Regions from separate parts of the Homo sapiens genome. Here region 1 is linked to region 2. A link is an interaction called in ENCODE POLR2A ChIA-PET data of the cell type or tissue named here. Cell type or tissue: A673. All regions are shown on one strand.

Region 1 (2,500 bases), 100 kb after region 2:
GGATTACAGACATGAGCCACTGTGTCAGGCCTGTTTTTTTTTTTTTTTTTTTCCTGATAATAATAGCAGGCTGGGCACAGTAGCTTATGCCTGTAATCCCAGCACCTTGGGAGGCCAAGGCAGGAGGATCCCTTGAACCCAGGAGTTCGCGAGCAGCCTGGGCAACATAGGGAGACCCTGTCTACAAATCAAAAAATTAGTCAGGTGTAGTGGCTCATGCCTGTAGTCCTAGCTACCTGAGAGGCTGATGCGGGAGGATTGCTTCAGCCCAGGTGGTCAAGGCTGCAGTGAGCCAAGGTCGCACCACTGTACTTCAGCCTGAGTGACAGAGCAAGACCCCATCTCAAAAAAAAAAAAAAAGAAAAGAAGCTAATACTTATTGAGCATTTACTGTTGACAGTCACTTTGCTAAAGCAATTCAGGTGCATTCTCTCATTTCATCTTCACACTAAAACTATAAGGATGTTAAGGCTCACAGTGATTAAAGTGATATGCCCAAGGTCACCGAGTAAGTGTTCAAGTTAGTTCTGCCAAATCCGAGTCCACGGTCTAAAACACTATTTCCCAATTAAATACTGTCACTGAAAAACTTTTGATTCCATGTTTTGATTTGCGTTTCTTTAATTATTCACCAGGCTGAATTTTTAATCAGTTTATTGACTTTTAATTTTTTGTGAATTATCTATATTTTTCTTTTTAAAATTTAAAATGTTAATGTTTCCTTTTTTTTTTTTTTTTTTTTTTTTTTTGGAGACAGGATGTCGCTCTGTTGCGTATGCTGGAGTGCAGTGACACAATCATGGCTCACTGCAGCTTGAAACTCCTGGGCTCAAGTGATCCTCCTCCCTCAGCCTTCCAACTAGCTGGGAGTATAGGCATGTGCCACCATGCCTGGCTGGCTTTTTTTTTTTTTTTTTTTTTTTTTTTTTAGTTTTTGTAGAAATGGGGTCTCACTCTGTTGCTTAAGCTGATCTCGAACTCCTGGGCTCAAGTAATCCTCCTGCCTTGGCCTCCCAAAATGTTGGGATTATAGGCATGGGCTGCCATGCTTGGTGTTTCCTTATTGATTTGTATAATCTTTCTTTTTTGGTTTGTTTAGTAGGGACAGGGTCTTGCTCTATCACTCAGGCTGGAATACAGTGGCACAATCATAGCTCACTATAGCCTTGACTGCCTAGGCTCAAGTAATGTCCCCACCTCAGCTACCTGAACAGCGAGGACTACAGGTGTACTCCACCACACTTGGCTAATTTTTTGGTATTTTTTTTAGAGATGGAGTGTCACTATGTTGCCCAGGCTAGTCTTGAATTCCTTGTCTCAAGGGATCCTCCTGCCTTGGCCTCCCAAAGTGCTGGGATTATAGGCATTGAGCCACTGTGCCTGGTTGTCACTTCCTTTAAGCCATGAAGTGTTCACTGGTTTATCATTTATGTTTTAATTTTGTTGATGGTGTTTTGTTTTAAAGCTTACATTTTTATGTAGTCAAATCTATTGATCATTTGTGAATTTCTTCTGTTTCCTTTATGCGTAGAAAAGCCTCTTCCAGTTATGTTTTCATTAATGTATTACTTCTTTTTTTTTAAGAGACACAGTCTCACTATGTTGCCCAGGATAGAGTGTGGTGTCTGTTCGCAGGTGTGATCAAAGAGCACTACAGCCTTGGCCTCCTGGCCTCAAGCCATTCTCTTGTGCCAGCCTCCTGAGGAGCTGGGACTACAGGTACATGCCATTGCACCCGGCTATATTAATAGTCACCTAAATGTTTTTGAGGTCAAGTCACAAATCCACCTGATAGGGTTTTTTTGTTTTTTTGTTTTTTGTTTTTTTTTATGAGACGGAGTCTTACTCTGTCACCCAGGCTGGAGTGCAGTGGTGCGATCTTGGGTCACTGAAACCTCCGCCTCCTGGCTTCAGGCAATTTTCCTGCCTCAGCCTCCTGAGTAGCTACCACGCCCGACTAATTTTTGTATTTTTAGTAGAGACGGGGTTTCACCATGTTGGTCAGGCTGGCTTTGAACTCCTGACCTTAAATGACCGCCTGCCTTGGCCTCCCAAAGTGCTGCTATTACAGGTGTGAGCCAGTGTGCCCGGCCCCACCTTATAGTTCTAGTGGCAGTGGATTGGGAAATTTGTAATCATATGTTTGCATATATTTTGGGCAGTTTTATGACTTAAAGATAGTTATTTTTTTGCTGAAAGAGCCATCAGTGGTTGAATTTTAATCAACATTCGAAGAAAAAAATGATAAACAGGCTGTATAACCAGCCTAGTGCTTCAGCAGCATGTGAGATGCATGGAAGCCCTCCCCACTGAAGCCCTGTTGTGTGTACTTAGGAGTTTGGTATCTTGGTTCAAATACTGGCTTAAAAGCTCAGAAACCTGGATCCTGGTTCTGGCCCTGCTGTTGCCTGTTATAGATTTATGACTTGAGCAGGTCACTTGATTTCTATCAATTCTTTCATCTGTAAAATAATAGGGCTGAATTACATAATCTCTGAGG
Region 2 (2,500 bases):
AGTGCCAGGCTCGCATCCTCTCCCTGCCTCCACCTCTCTTCTCTTTATCACCCCAATGTTTCCACATGTCCCTCCCCATTTCTTCATTCCTTGGCCTGCCCTCTGGCCTGCAAAGAGCGGCAATTTCACTCTACTTAATCCCCGGCCAGGCTTGTCACCCAGAGGCCAGTGTTTAAGCTCTGACGCAGCCCACATCCTCACTGCCAGACCTGACTCCTGTCTGTCTCTCCAGCTCAGCCTTGCCTCACCCCCTACCCTGAGCGCCTGGCTGCTTCTTGCTGCCCCCTTAGCCTGGAATGTCCCTGCCGCACCTACTTGGAGGGCACTTGATCTTCTTTCAATGATTGAAGCAAGCAGTTGTGTTTTCAGAGAAGCAAAAAGCTGGGAACTTCTTAAATGTCCAGCAATAGAGATTTATTGAGCAAATGAGGGAAATTCATCATACATTGGAATAGGGAAATTCATCATACATTCAGCAGCCATCAACAAAGATACTGTAGAAAAGTAAGCTCCTGAGATGTGCCGGTCATTGCGCTAGGTACCCTGTCTATATACATCACCTTGCTTCATTTAATCCTCAAGGTTGCTCTGATTATTCAAAGAAGAGTAAGTGTCGTCCAAGCAAGTGGGGCAGGGGCATTCCAGGCTAAGGGAGAAGCTGCCAGGTACTTAGGAAAATGGCCGCTGGTTGGAGTGGGGTGAGGCAAGGCTGAGCTGGAGAGCTGGTCCTGCAGGGGGCTCTGGCCTGCCCTTTGATAGAGGCCTCACTTTTCTCTCCTCATACAGATACAGGAAGTGAGGCTCAGAGAAGATGGTAACTACCTGATCCAAGTGGTTGGACCGATTTTGACCCAGGACTTCACTGTTCATGCTTGGAGCCGCCAAGCTATGCTTACAACATGGAAAAATGTTCATGGCACATTGTATTGCATGAACATCAAAGCAAGTTGCCAAATAATATAGCTGCGTGATCCCAATTTGATTCGCAAAAATGCACGCCCCCCCACACACAGAAAAAAATATCACCATCTCAACTCTATTTCTGAATGGTGGTGGGATTGGAGTTCAGTTTTACTCTACTCCTTCTGTTCATCTGCTTTTCTTCATTTTGCACAGTGAGTAGGCATCACTAATAGGAGACAGTCCTTACCACCCACCACTACCTGCTCTAAACAGACTCCAGGCCCAAGTTCATGCAACTTTTCCGCCCTCAGGAACTTTTCTGCCTGCCCAGGTAGCCCTGTCCCATGTGCCCCACCCACCTGTGCCTCCGCAGACCTGGGTTCTCCCGTCCATCAGAGCCCTGTGATGTTTCAGGACACTCACTGCTGGTGGCCTCTTTCCGTGGCATTGGACTATGGCTTCTCCCAAAGACGCCCCTTCCCCCATGCCTGCCTTTCCTGTCTGACATGGTTTGGCTGTGTTCCCAACCAAATCTCATCTTGAACTGTAGTTTGCATCATCCCCACATGTCATGGGAGGGACCCCCTGGGAGGTAATTGAATCATGGGGGCGGTTACCTCCATGCTGTTCTCGTGGTAGTGAGCGAGTTCTCACGAGATTTGATGGCTTTATAAGGGGCTTTCGCCGGCTTCGCTCTGCACATCTCCTTGCTGCCACCAAGTGAAGGAAGTGTTTGCTTCCCTTTCCGCCATGATTGTAAGTTTCCTGAGGCCTCCCCAGCCCTGCGGAACTGTGATTCAATTAAACCTCTTTCCTTTATAAATTACCCAGTCTCAGATATATCCTTATAGCATAAGAACAGACTAATACACCCGTCTCAGTCTCTCCAGAGCCCCAGCATGAAGGGTGGTCTGTGGTAGGCACCCCATGTGTGTTTTTGAAGTGACTCACGGAGTGATTGCCTGGCTAAAGGAAGAGAGAGCGGGTGGTTCTAAGGCCAGCTCCAAGCAGGAGTCCTGGTTCGTTCATTGCTGAGGGTTGTCCAAGCAGCATTCCCAGAGCAGGAGACGCCTTGTCCACATGAAAATGTCTGATTTGGCTGCCACTGGAGGATGACCTGATACCCCATGTGTTCAAAGGAAGCATTTACTGGAACCCCAAGCAGCCAGGAGGCTCCCCATGCAGAGGGGAAAACCAAGCCCAGAGCTTGCCTTGGAGTCAACATCTCACCCTGCACAAGACTTTCACAAATGCACATGTACACAGAGATGTGTACACATCCTCACCAACAGAGGCACACACACAGCATGGGCATAAACACAGTGATGTGCAGACACACAAATATACGCATAAAGGCCATGTACACACTCAGGCAGGTACATACTGGCATGTGTACACAATAGACAGGTGTGCACATTTTCTGCGTGCACACATAAATGTGTACACGCAGAAAATGTGTATGCACAGACATACAAACACATACATGTGCACAAAGACATATATGTGTGCAGAAAACTGTGTGTAGGCAGATACGTGAGCACTCACGGAAATGGCACCCATAGACAGGTGTACACAGACGGACATGTGACTACACATG

What was found. ChIA-PET counts read pairs that join two places held together with the same protein. Peaks named below come from ENCODE experiments on the same cell type or tissue, not always from the same donor. Only the 100,000 strongest peaks of a DNase experiment are listed, where the experiment ranks them.
Region 1: POLR2A ChIA-PET joins it to region 2 with 8 read pairs; 3 of 35 experiments call an interaction of 5 or more read pairs at or near these places.

Annotation. Positions count from the first base shown.
Region 1 is chr1:22,467,744-22,470,243 of GRCh38, forward strand. All of the region lies in intron 1 of ZBTB40 (zinc finger and BTB domain containing 40), which reads left to right. Among named protein-coding and RNA genes, the nearest start is that of ZBTB40, 17 kb to the left of the region's middle. In A673, no CTCF peak of the experiment used is centred here; no DNase peak of the experiment used is centred here.
Region 2 is chr1:22,364,236-22,366,735 of GRCh38, forward strand. No RefSeq gene overlaps it. Among named protein-coding and RNA genes, the nearest start is that of ZBTB40, 86 kb to the right of the region's middle. In A673, no CTCF peak of the experiment used is centred here; a DNase peak (open chromatin) is centred at 1,486.